Linked DNA regions of Homo sapiens: region 1 is linked to region 2. A link is an interaction called in ENCODE POLR2A ChIA-PET data of the cell type or tissue named here. Cell type or tissue: A673. All regions are shown on one strand. Each heading gives the region's core, and the rest is flanking DNA. Links, peaks and the distances in the headings are about the cores only.

Evidence for each region. Peaks named below come from ENCODE experiments on the same cell type or tissue, not always from the same donor. Only the 100,000 strongest peaks of a DNase experiment are listed, where the experiment ranks them.
Region 1: POLR2A ChIA-PET joins it to region 2 with 11 read pairs; 1 of 35 experiments calls an interaction of 5 or more read pairs at or near these places.

The regions. Positions count from the first base shown.
Region 1 is chr3:78,347,351-78,353,475 of GRCh38, forward strand. No RefSeq gene overlaps it. Among named protein-coding and RNA genes, the nearest start is that of LINC02077, 300 kb to the left of the region's middle. RefSeq lists an enhancer at 5,903-6,125. In A673, for the core only: no CTCF peak of the experiment used is centred there; a DNase peak (open chromatin) is centred at 1,511; H3K4me3 peaks cover 141 bases; H3K27ac peaks cover 840 bases.
Region 2 is chr3:78,876,931-78,883,055 of GRCh38, forward strand. All of the region lies in intron 4 of ROBO1 (roundabout guidance receptor 1), which reads right to left. Among named protein-coding and RNA genes, the nearest start is that of MIR3923, 630 kb to the right of the region's middle. In A673, for the core only: no CTCF peak of the experiment used is centred there; a DNase peak (open chromatin) is centred at 2,721; H3K4me3 peaks cover 545 bases.

The DNA of each region.
Region 1 (6,125 bases), core at 642-5,641, 530 kb before region 2:
TCTTGTTTCTTAACAAAAGGGGTCTGCAAGTGCTAATCAAAATGTTGCAATTTACATATTAATGAAGTTTTTATAATGACATTTCCTTCATACACAGGGTGAGCAAAAGGGAGACTTTTTATCCTTTTTTGAGAAAGCAACCACAAAATTTTGACCTTATGAAGTATCTTTGAAACTTTCCAAAGCTGATTAGAATAGCGTTGATGTATTTTAATCAGATACAGAAAGACTTTACAAAGTATGAGCTGCACACTTGCTGTCGTAATGCTTATAAGCACTAATTTTTTTGTATACATTCATGTACTTGTAATTGCACAAAATGCGAAGGACACATTTGGCGGTGAGGATGCTGTGCACAATCAACTCCTAATCATTTTCAGGAAAGGATAAACATTCCGCTAAAAATGAGGAAAGACAAGAAATGTTCAAAAGCATGTCAAAAGTGTCCAGCTGTTTTCATAGAATATAGGTGATTTCCTGGTGCTAGCAAAATCCAGAAGAAACGTTATAATAACTAGAAATGTCTATAATTGTGAGGAAGCCCAAGTATGAAGATTCACAAAAATAGAATAAGTGGATGAAATTAGTTAAAACAACCTTCTTAGTAATGAGGTACTCTGATTATAAAAGTACTTTGACTCTTTAGAATGTGTCACTGAACACCAAGCTGAAAAAACAAATTAACAGTCTGTCACTAGAGCATGATCTCCCACAGACAATATGCTCATAAATGAAAAGACAGAGAGTCCAATATTCATTATTATTCAGTCAATGACATTATTAGGAAATTCAGGCAAGGAACAACTTGTGTCATATTTTCTTTAATTATCAAATGAGCGTATATAGGCACAACATTTGTAATGAGAATTATTTTTCAATCAGTAACATTCTTAAAGACTATTTATCTACATAAATATATATATTTAGTGTAGTTATAGATATATGCTAAAAGAGAAAAAAGATAAAAGTGGCCCAAATATTTTTGTCTGATTTCCTAATTATACTATACAAAGTATTTTATATGAAAAATTTATTGTCGCTAACAAGCCTGAAAAATTGCACTGTTTTTCCAAATTAAACTCCTTCCCCCCCCAGAAAATTGGTGTGAAAATTAGTAATTTGTTAGTTATTTCTAAGAGTAACAATGTAATATTTGATTTGTTTCCTCTAAAATAATTTTGTTATAAGAGACAACTTAGTATCTAAGATCAGCAAAATTTTTAGGATGTTGAACACTCTTAATAAATGTTAAAAATTAACTAATGTATCATAAAATAGTTCCTAAATCTGAAAAAATAAATATATATGTAGGTCAACTTACCTTGAATTAAATATTAGCTAAATTTTTTTTAGAAAATGGCAGTTGATGAGAACAGACAATTTGTGTTTTAGATTCATGGAAAGACACCCCAACGAGTGAAATAATAAGACAGGTCTTACTTCTTTTCACAACAGGACAAGGACACCCATTCAATTGGATTAGATGACGTGATGCCAAGAGCCATTAATCCAATCATTGACTTGTGCCTGCAAGTGCTGCCATTTAGACACATGGAACCACTTCCAGTCACATCTGGCCACTTGGGCATGTGAGTTGGCACAAGCATGCTATGGAAAGAATAAATGTCCCTGCCCAAACTACTCCAAATCGTTTAATATTTTGAGGTCATTTCTCTTTACAAAGAAGAATCCTTAAAACTAAAAAACTCTCAGCTGGGCATTTATGATCCACAGAAAGTTTATTTTTCTTTCTCTTCTTCACTTGAGTGGTTTGGTTTCTGAATAGCTTCAATCTAGCTCCAGGCTTTTGAACTGTTGATTGCTCATGTTCAGGCATTGATTTCAGGTTTTGCCAATTCTTTGAAATTGTACTTAATTTCAAAGGACTTCCATCACTTGCTAGAAGACCAGTTAGTGTAGAAGTGGACAAATGACTTCCCTCTGGGGAAACTGACCTTTTCCAACCACAGGTGTACATAGGCCTCTCAATGACAGAGAGTAATGGTTCTAATCTTTTGCTGATTTTCCCACAGGTCTCACAACTATTTCAGTCTCCAAAGGGGAAAAAAATATTTGCTTAATTTTGTTTGCTATTGTGTATCCCCATCCCCATTTATAATTACTAATGCTAAACATGACTGAATTTATACACTTGAACTGTTTTAAACACATTAAACTATAAACTCTGAAGAACCGAATGATATACAATTGTTAGTTATCTTTTTTTTATAGTACATGGTCATCCAAAATTAAAACCACGCGTGCAAACTTATACACATACACATACAACACACACACACACACACTCTTTCTCTCTCTCTCTTCAGTAACTCAACTAAAGCAATACAGATGCTTTAGAGATTCAATTATTTTCTAATTCTTTCTTTGCAATCATCAAATTCTGAACCACTCTTTGCTGACTTGGCTCTTTTATGAAACCTCACTGTGCCTTGTCTGTTTACCTCAACTTTATGCTGTGATTGTTTCTGGTACTATTTGATTAGAATACATAACAGCTGGAACTTGTCAACTTAATACATTTTTCCTCAAGAGGTATATTTGGGGTTATTTGACTTTAACTTAATCAAAACAGCATCAACATGGTTTCACCCTCCTTTTCTCATCTCAAAATGAAAGTGTAGGAGACCAGAGAGTAAAATCATGTTGTACTAATCGGGCTTTTTTTTTCCTTCCCCCAAGGCTAATACCTGGTACTCACAGAGTTTTGCCAGCCTAAGACTTATAAAATTATAAGTATATGTCAGGGTATCTGAAAAGAAACAAAGGAAGCATTTGGTTCAACTTGGATTTGCTGCAGATAAACAAATCTGGAAACACATTAAGACTCTATTAGGCAAATCCTATTGGAAAAAAAAAACTAAAAATACCATTAAACAATGTCACCAATGCCGAAGAGTGAAGTCATTACAATTTTAATTGATCTTCTGTTTGACATTGTAGGGGAGAAAAAAATTTTTTTTTCTCACCCATCACTAGGTTCATGGCTAAGATACCTATAACAAAAGACAGACTAACAAGAGAAAAGCCTAGAAACTTCCTCAATATAAGTTTTTTGCTAACAAATTAAGTTTTATGTGACACACAGTCTTCATAAATAAAGACCCAAAGAAATAGGGAAACCTGTTTTGTTTTGTTTTTTTTTGTTTTTTTTTGCTAAGTTAGATAAAGAAGTAGATAGCTGTGGACAAGTATGACTGGAAAAAGGGGGTATAATCTATTAATAATAAACAGAGGGAACGAACTTGGTGAGGCCTGTTTGCTCAGACTCGTTTCTATCTTTCTTTGCCTTCAGAGATAAGGATATATTTTTCTTCCAGGCGTAGGGTGAGCATTTCCCAAATGAAGGCCTTATAACCTACTTTAAAGGAAGAACAGGGAATTCTTTTATGGCCTATTTCAGGGGAAAAGGGTCTGGGAATATCAGAGTGACCTTCCGGCTTCTACTGTTTTTCTCAATGCCATATTTCAGGGTAGCGTGGTTCTGGACCCCAACAACATTGTATTTGTAAGCCTTATTTTCTATGTTTAAAGCAAAATGTATTTAAAATATTTTAAACAGAGGCTCAACAAATTCCCTAATAGCACTAGAAAATAATTATTTCACTTTTAAAGGGCTTGTAAGAGCTTAATAAACCAATTTTCAAAAACAAATATATACAGAATTCACAAATGAAAATGAATAAGAATATAATACTAATAACACACTTACTAGAAAACAGCGATGCATTAGACACATCTTGACAGGTTGCAAGCTCTTTAATTTTTTTAATATTTTTTCTTTTCTTTCCTTCCTTCCTTCCTTCTTTCCTTCCTTCCTTCCTTTCTTTTGCTCCTTTTCCCCTTCCTTCCTTCCTCCCCACTTCCTTCTTTCTTTGAATTACTTCCTCTCAAATTTTTTTCTATACTATGCCAAGCCAATCATAGAGAAAAGTTTCTATAAATTTTTCCTCCATCTCACTCCTCTTTACAGGTTTCTTGTGCCCTACCTAATGAAATCGGGAGACTGTTATTAAGGAGGTCTCTGACTGTACCAGCATTTTGCAGTTACTCTTCCTATTCTATCTCTCATCTCTTCATAGGTGGGATGTTCTCAAGTCTCTCAGTTTCCTAGTAAGAGCAAAGCTTTATTTCAATTGTTTGAAAAGGTTTCCATTGCGAAATCTTCTCACAGTTTGAAATTCTGGCATAGAATCTTGGAAGCAGATCATAACTAGACATGATATTTAAAAACCACATTTCGCATTTTTAGCACTAAGTCAAAATGTAAAAATACTAAAACTTTTCACTGGGAATATTTTTTTCCTTTAAATGGAAAAATATGAATTATTTACATTTATTAAATAAACTGCTCAATACATATATTATTTACAGCACTCTTCACAGGTTTCTGAGTTTATTCACGTAGAACATAAAATATATTGTATGTATCAAATGATTTGTGTATTAAATTACTGTTTTCGAGGGTTTTACTTACCAGTCAGAATTTCCATTCTTATCTCCTTCTTTGTCAATGTTCCTCCATCTTGTTCTTAACCTATAGTTTTGTTAGGGCTCAGAAAGTGATACCTCAGAGACTGACACTTTGGCTGAGAGTCCTTAGACACTTCTCAGAGTCAAGGTCCATCTAACCTTATTTTGTTTCTCCCCACCCCCAACTGTAAAAAGAGACTCTCTCTTTCTCTGGAATTTCCTTCTTTGACCAAGAAAGCTTCTTTTCAAAATAAACACAATTTCCTTCCTTCCCTCCCTGAAATTTTATTTTCTTTCTCAGAAGAAAAGACTGAGGAATCCAGCCATACTAACCATACCTAGAGGGACTTTTTTTTTTTTTTAAACAAAATTACAATGCTTGCATCTGGGATTCATTCAAATTACAAGGAGAATTACTTATAAGTTAATCTCTTTTCATCCATTCTCCTGAATAATCATTTGCTGCCACTTGAAATCATTATCTATTTCCCCACCTTTCCCTGCTCCCATGAAAAAGAGTATTTAAGCTTTTATACCCCATTTGGTTATTGGTTAATCATTTTTCCAGCGATTTTTCCCATGCTATGCTCATTAAAATAAAATTTTGTATGCTTTTCCTTTTATTAGTCTGCCTTTTGTCAGATGCAGATTTTCAGAATGCAAAAGGGAAGTTTTCTCTTAGTCTCTATAGTTCATTGACTGGGACCTACATAGCAGCTGATTTTTGCAGGCACAACACAAACACATACATGATTCCTATAGTGTGGACTCTCCCTATGATTCACAAAAGCATATCTGAATGGAAAAGTGTGAAAAAGATATCACCAAAATAATTTTAAAAATATTTTCAATAGACAAAAGAGAAGTAATTCACTTGTAAACTTTAGAATGTTAGTTAAGATTACTCATACCACTAATGATAATAACATATAGCATCAATGACACTGATTGAGTTCCATTGTTCTGCCCTACCAATTCAATAAGTACCCTATCTATTTATTTTATTGTCTACAACTTCTTGGGGCTTAGAAACAATACCTCAAAATGAAGACCTCAGAAATAGCCTCAGAAGTTAAGTTTTTCTTTGATCTTCTCCCGTACTCCTTCTCTCAGTCCCATTCCCCCTCGAGGCTAGCCGTAAAAAGTAGAATCCCTCTTTCCCAAGGTCATGGAAACCAGAACTCCTTTTCCCCAAAGCCAGGCATAAAACCTATGAGGAATAAGCTCTGATTTTCCTTTTTAATCTTGCCCAGATTCCTATCTAAGGGGTCTGGGGAGTCATGCCCTACAAACCATAAATTCTCATCAGATGGGTTTTATTTAGCCCTATATATCGTCATTTACTCTTGCATAACATTAGGAAACAAGGAAGAAAATAAAAATATTTTACCCCAAAATGTATTTCTCTGCCGTATCTTGAAATGGCCCTGCAAATCTGTTCTTGGTGGGGGAAAATTTGCATTTGTAAAGATTCTCTATTAAAATAACTAGATCTTTTACTTCCAGATCCTCCCAATCCTAAAGAGATTAAGTAAGAGTCTAGCACCTTTTTAAAGGTCTCAATAGGGAACATTGTCATCTATTGTCTCTAAGGGCAGCCACTATAAGACTTCAAAAGAATCTTGGTCTCTACA
Region 2 (6,125 bases), core at 723-5,722:
TTTGGGATTAACTAGGTGTGACTGCATGAGTTTGTTTAAGGCCAATTATTATGTGGCTTGGTGTCTACGACAATCTCTGCACATTCAATAGGACATAAGCAAGAAGTATTATCGCTGCTAGATCCAGCGACCTACAACAGGGCCTGACATGTAGTAGCCAGTGAATACAATTTATTAAATAGATAAATGAAAATTAAAATGATAAACACAAAAGCAATCAATGTTACTGACATTTTGTAATACTAGACTTGGTAATTTGGGACATACATATAATATCCACATTTTAAAGTATAATAAATGAAAAAGAACATAGAAAAGAAATTATTGTGGAGCATTTTAAGACCTCCAAGAATACATCTATTGAGAACAAGAAATTCTGATGTAAAACTAACATTTCCATGTGAAAGAGAATGGAAGGACAATGGAATAACAAAAGAAAGTCAGTGAACACTGTTCTATTCATTAGAACAATTCTCTGATATGAAATAACAACAAGAATAAAAACATCCCTAAAATAAATCTAATTGAATGAAAAAAAAATAGTACATTGGCTTAGGCTGAATTTCAAAAAGAAAAAAAATCAAACAGATATTCAGATATCTTAAGAAATACTTAAGAAAAATAAGTCTGGTATATTTTAAAAAATAGCACAGGTCTAACTTTTAAAATAGTTTAAAGTAATGTGAGCATTATTGCACACTTCTAACTAGATTTTTAATTTTAGTATCTCTCAGACCATTCCTAAAGTATCCCTGTAAACAGAGTTAAAAAGTGTCTTTGAATACAAGGTAAGCCTTCCTGCTTTTCATTCATACAATGAAATATTATTCAACAATTAAAAGTAACATATTCATGGAGGAGCCTCCAATATGTGCTATTGGAGCTGAGAAAAATAAGAGCTGAGAAAAGGTAACATTAGTATAAAATTGTCTCACACTTCTTGAATTTTGTGCCACATTGAAAGTTTTACACCTACTTCAACTAAAAATGCATTTTATTTAGGATTTCCAAATTGGGACTATAGCATATATTTGTGCAGGCATCTGGCTTCCGACAGCCTCTTGAACCTGCTGGATGACGTTTCCTATGCATATCCTCCCATCACCTTATCAATTTTCACTAAGGATTTCTTTTGCTTGAGGGCCATCGTTCTCAATTAAAAATGATAGTACTTTAGGAATGCTCTTGTTTAAAATACCAAGAACCCAACAATACTCTAATGCTGAGTAATCCAGGCTGTCACAATGAAAACAATTTACTCCCAAACCCACCTTCCAGTTCAAACCCAAACCTCAGCAAAACTCCAATGTCTAAATGCCACAGACCTTGCAAGATACTAAAAAGCTGTGAGATGTGTAATTTTAAAATACTGCAGCCAGGCGCAGTGGCTCACGCCTGTAATCCTAGCACTTTAGGAGGCTGAGACGGGTGGATCTCCTGAGGTCAGGAGTTTGAGACCAGCCTGGCCAACATGGCAAACCCCGTCTCTACTAGAAATACAAAAATTAGTCGGGCATGGTGGTGGGTGCCTGTAATTCCAGCTACTTGTGAGGCTGAGGCAGGAGAATCGCTTGAACTGGGGGACAGAGATTGCAGTGAGCCGAGATCACACCACTTCACTCCAGCCTGGGCAAAAGAGTGAAACCCCATCTCAAAAAAAAAAAAAAAAAAAAAAAAACTGCATAATGGGCACCTGTATTTTTAACTACCTTGGAAATAACCAGCCAAAATAAAATAGACAAGTTACTGTCTCAATCATAAAAAAGTTAACAGTATCATACTTAAGCTAAATAGAGTATGTGAAGCAACTTATCTATCTAAAACTCTCATTTATTTTCAAAAACCACAAACAATGCAATAGGAAACTCATAGGAGATTCTGTAGACCAAAAGTTGAATATCACCTTTTACAGTCTAGGTAAAAAGTACCTACTTCCCTATATAGTTAGCAGATGACAATAAACAAATAAATAAATAAAATAGTGCAATTACAAAAACCAAAATTTTAAAGTGCATACTTGGATATTTTGTGTCAATATTATCCTTTCAACGTGGGGAAAAATTAGTCACTGTATTTGTTGTTGCTGCTCTTTGAACTTGTTCACTGTCTTGCTCCTGCAGTTGTCTGCTCTTTCCTTAATTCACTGTGTTCTACTATACTTCTGCCTAAAACATTTTAAACTAAACTAAATGGTATGTGTAACAAATTTTTTGATTTATGCTAAGTTGGACTTAATAAATATTAATAAAGCATATAACTAAAAACTGGATGCAGATATTTATAACACAATGATATTACACGCAGGGTTGAAGACATGAGAAAGTCTCATTTCTCTACCAAAATAACTCAAATTTTAAATCGTGTATACTGGATCTGAGTTGATATATGTGTGACAGGGAGCATGTGTATGTCTACACATATATCATGCCTACAAGCTGACTGCACATAATGACATCATCTATTTATATTAAATTTCACATATTTCCACTCATGGCTTGACCTATATACGAGGTTAGGCAAATATAAGCAAAACTGAAGTAGCATTTTTTATCTTATAAAAATTCATGAACATCATTACCACATGCTTTCATTCATTTAAAAAAAAAAAAGAACTAAATACCATCTGTGTATGATAGCCTAATTAGGGGATTAGAACCGCAGACGCTTTGCTGGCTCACATGTTCAAGCACATGCCCCTTTGACCATTTCAGGGAAAAAAAAAAAGAACAATAAAAACGTAGTCGGAAGCATCCCTCTGGATTCCGCATTGACTCCTAGCGTTAACTAACCCCACAGAATTTAGCTGTCTGCACTCCCTTTGGGAACTGGCTCTTGTTTTTCCTTGATGTGCATGCCTGCCCCAGCACAAGCCTTAGGATAAACTTGGCATCACATGAATTAGGTTTAAATAAGTTCAAACAGCATTTTACAGAAGACTTGTATCTAAAGTCTGCAACACTGTAGGGACCATTGTTTCCTAGATTTGATACCAATAATAGAAAAATTAATAATTCTAAATTGGTCTGAAAGAAAATAAATGAAAGACAATCATTACTCCACAGTGATATATAATGTATACATGACCCTACATAATATGTAAAATAGAACCTGTAATACCTATTAAAGCACCATGGTAATTTTGGGTCTATTTATTCTAGAAGCTCAATTAATGAAACTGAGTTCATATAGAAAAGTCAAAACACATCTCATTTATTAGGATTGCTTTTCTTACCTTAAATTCCAATAAAATTAGCATGCTAAAACTTTAAACTTTAAAGACCATGTAATTTAATATGTGGTAAATCCTACCAGTCCTACCAGTTAGGATCAGAAGATTGACTCCTACACAGTTATTTAAGATGTTAACAATTAAATATGTCCACAAAACAAGAGCAGTGAAATGTTGCTGTATTTCATAACCAGAAAGAAATATATACTTTGTAGATTAAAAGGTTTTCAACTTAGAAAATGAGGCTAATGAATAAGCAGGAACCCATCGTCACTTACTGAATAGGGTAACTTTTTGTCCTCCCCACAAGGCACAAAGTTAAAAAAAAATTAACATGGTAATAATAATAATCACAGACTCACTAATTGAAAGAAAGGAGTAAATCAGTTAAGCCACCCAAATTGTTACAAACATACACAAAGAAAATTGTTTTACATTTAAAATAAAATGCAAAATGTCAAGAAAATTGCAAATTTAAATGGTGCCACAACCAGGCCGCTGCTCTTTGAACCATTAGGCAGTTGGAGATCTAACCCTTTATCTGCTTTTTTTTCTATTTCAGTTCCAATAGTGCTCCATAATAGGAGTGACCAGTCTGCTAAAGAGCAGCTATTTATGTCACAGTTTCATAAGACAGGTCTATGTCCAGCTGGAAATAACTTCAGGCATTTTCAGCCCAAACCAGCTCTGTATCTAGGTCTGTTCAAGTAAAATTGGGTCTACACAATTTCTCCACATTCTGATCCAAAGAGAAAAGAAGCCCTCATTTAAATATAGCTTAGAAAATCTGGAATTACATGCTATTCTTTCAGTGGTCAGACCCTGATAGTTATGGACTAGCGTATTCTCTTTGGATTCTGGAGGCCATTTCTTATGAATATTGGCTGCCGCAACAATTTCATATTGTCAACAGATGCGGGGATGCTGCTTATTCAGCTCAGTAGTGGTTGCCAGTAGAGGCTCAATGCTTCAGGCTGCAGCAAATTAATCCCAGCAGAGATGAGTTTTATTTGTTTCTCTAATAGTGGGAAGAAATATTGATGAGAGGATTCTGAGCTGTACGAAGGAGAAGAGACTGCTGGAAATTTCACCAACTCATTTTAGCATCTCCAAGTTGGTGGGAAAGTGTGTTACGGAGCCCCTCTTAAGTCCGCATTCCCCTTAGGGCATTCACCTCATAGACTGCGCTTTTCACAACAAACATTCAGTTCTTTGTTCTCTGTTTACAGTGAAAATGGTTAGTCTCATGTATGGAGATATTTATATCTGGCACTAAAAAATTTGAAGAAAACAATAAAAATGCCACAAAAATTGCAAACAGCAACAATTAAAAGCATTTTTCTTTCATTGGCTAATTTTGAAGAGTATGGTTATTTTTAGACACTCAGCATCTTATATAAGTACTTTGTTTTATTGAATTTAACTATGATGAGCTAATTTCCCAACAAGAGCCACTATTTTTCATATTCTTCTCTTACTTCCTATTGATAATTCTTCCTCCACAGAAATAAAAACTGGCAGATTTTATTATCGACTGCATCAGGCCCGTGGCCTGATACAGCAACACTCAAAGGAAAGGGAGAGGCAAGGATGGAAAGAGAAATACTTTCCAGTTGTTTCACTAGAAATTCCTTTTAAATTAGCTTATGTGCATCCAATAAGATCAGAGTTATTCAATTTTGTATAAGAATTACTAATTTAATATTATACTTTTAATGGACATGGCCTTAATAGATCAAATGGAAAAAAATACATAGAGGTTATGAATTTTAACTCTGCAATTACTGTTAGATGAATAGTAATAAGTAACACATGGATTTGAGGGTAAATTTTATGTCATTAGATGTGATGTTTATGTACCTTGGAGCCTTGTTTCTCCATTTTTTTAAAAAGCTAATAGTATGTAAAAAAAAGTAGATTTTGGATACCTTTTCTTATTTTTTATTTTAAAGTTCCAAAATTCTAAATATTACAAATTTAGGAACAGTTTTATATATTTAAAAATAGTAGAGATACAGGGCTACATTTGGAGAAGGTGGAACAAGAATGGCCAATAGAGTCTAGTATGAATGCTAAATTTTCTGTTCAATTTCCTGGATTGTAATTGTAAAAGGCGTCAAGAAATTGATAGTGAAATGAGGCCACTACAAAACTAGAAAGTAGTAAGTAATTTTTTTCTAAAACGATAGAAGTTGGATTATGTATTCATCTGCCTTACAAAGACCATGTGAACCTCCTGCACTTTCACAACGCCACTGTGTACTGCCATCCCTTATGTTTCCGTTCTCATCTTCGAGATCACACCCTTTCCTACTTCAAAATACAACAAGCTGTTTTGAGCTGACATTTTGAGCATAAGGCCATCATGCTGAATGAAATATCTGCTAAGTATTTCTTCTCCACTGCATCTTTCTGTCACCTCGGGGATCATACATGTTATCCTCTTTCCACATTTTCCAATTTCTGCTACTCAATGTCAGTATATCCATCCTCAATTCCTATCTCTCCATCTTTCTCCTTTGCCTCCAGGTATCCCTCTAATGTGTCCCTGTCATTTATATATTTAATTCGTTTACTTATTTTTACCAACTACTTGGGGAAAATATTTCTTAGCTCCTTTACCTTCGGGATAACACCTCTGTTCTTCCTAATCTTTTTTTTTTTTTTTTCTGAGCCTGAGTCTCACTCTATTGCCCAGGCTGGAGTGCAGTGGTGTGATCTTGGCTCACTGCAATCTCCGCCTCCCAGGTTCAAGCAATGATCCTGCCTCAGCCTCCCAAGTAGCTGGGATTACAGGCATACGCCACCACACCAGGCTAATTTTTGTATTTTTAGTAGAGATGGGGTTTCACCATGTTGGCCAGGCCGGTCTTGAACTCCTGACCTCAAATGATCC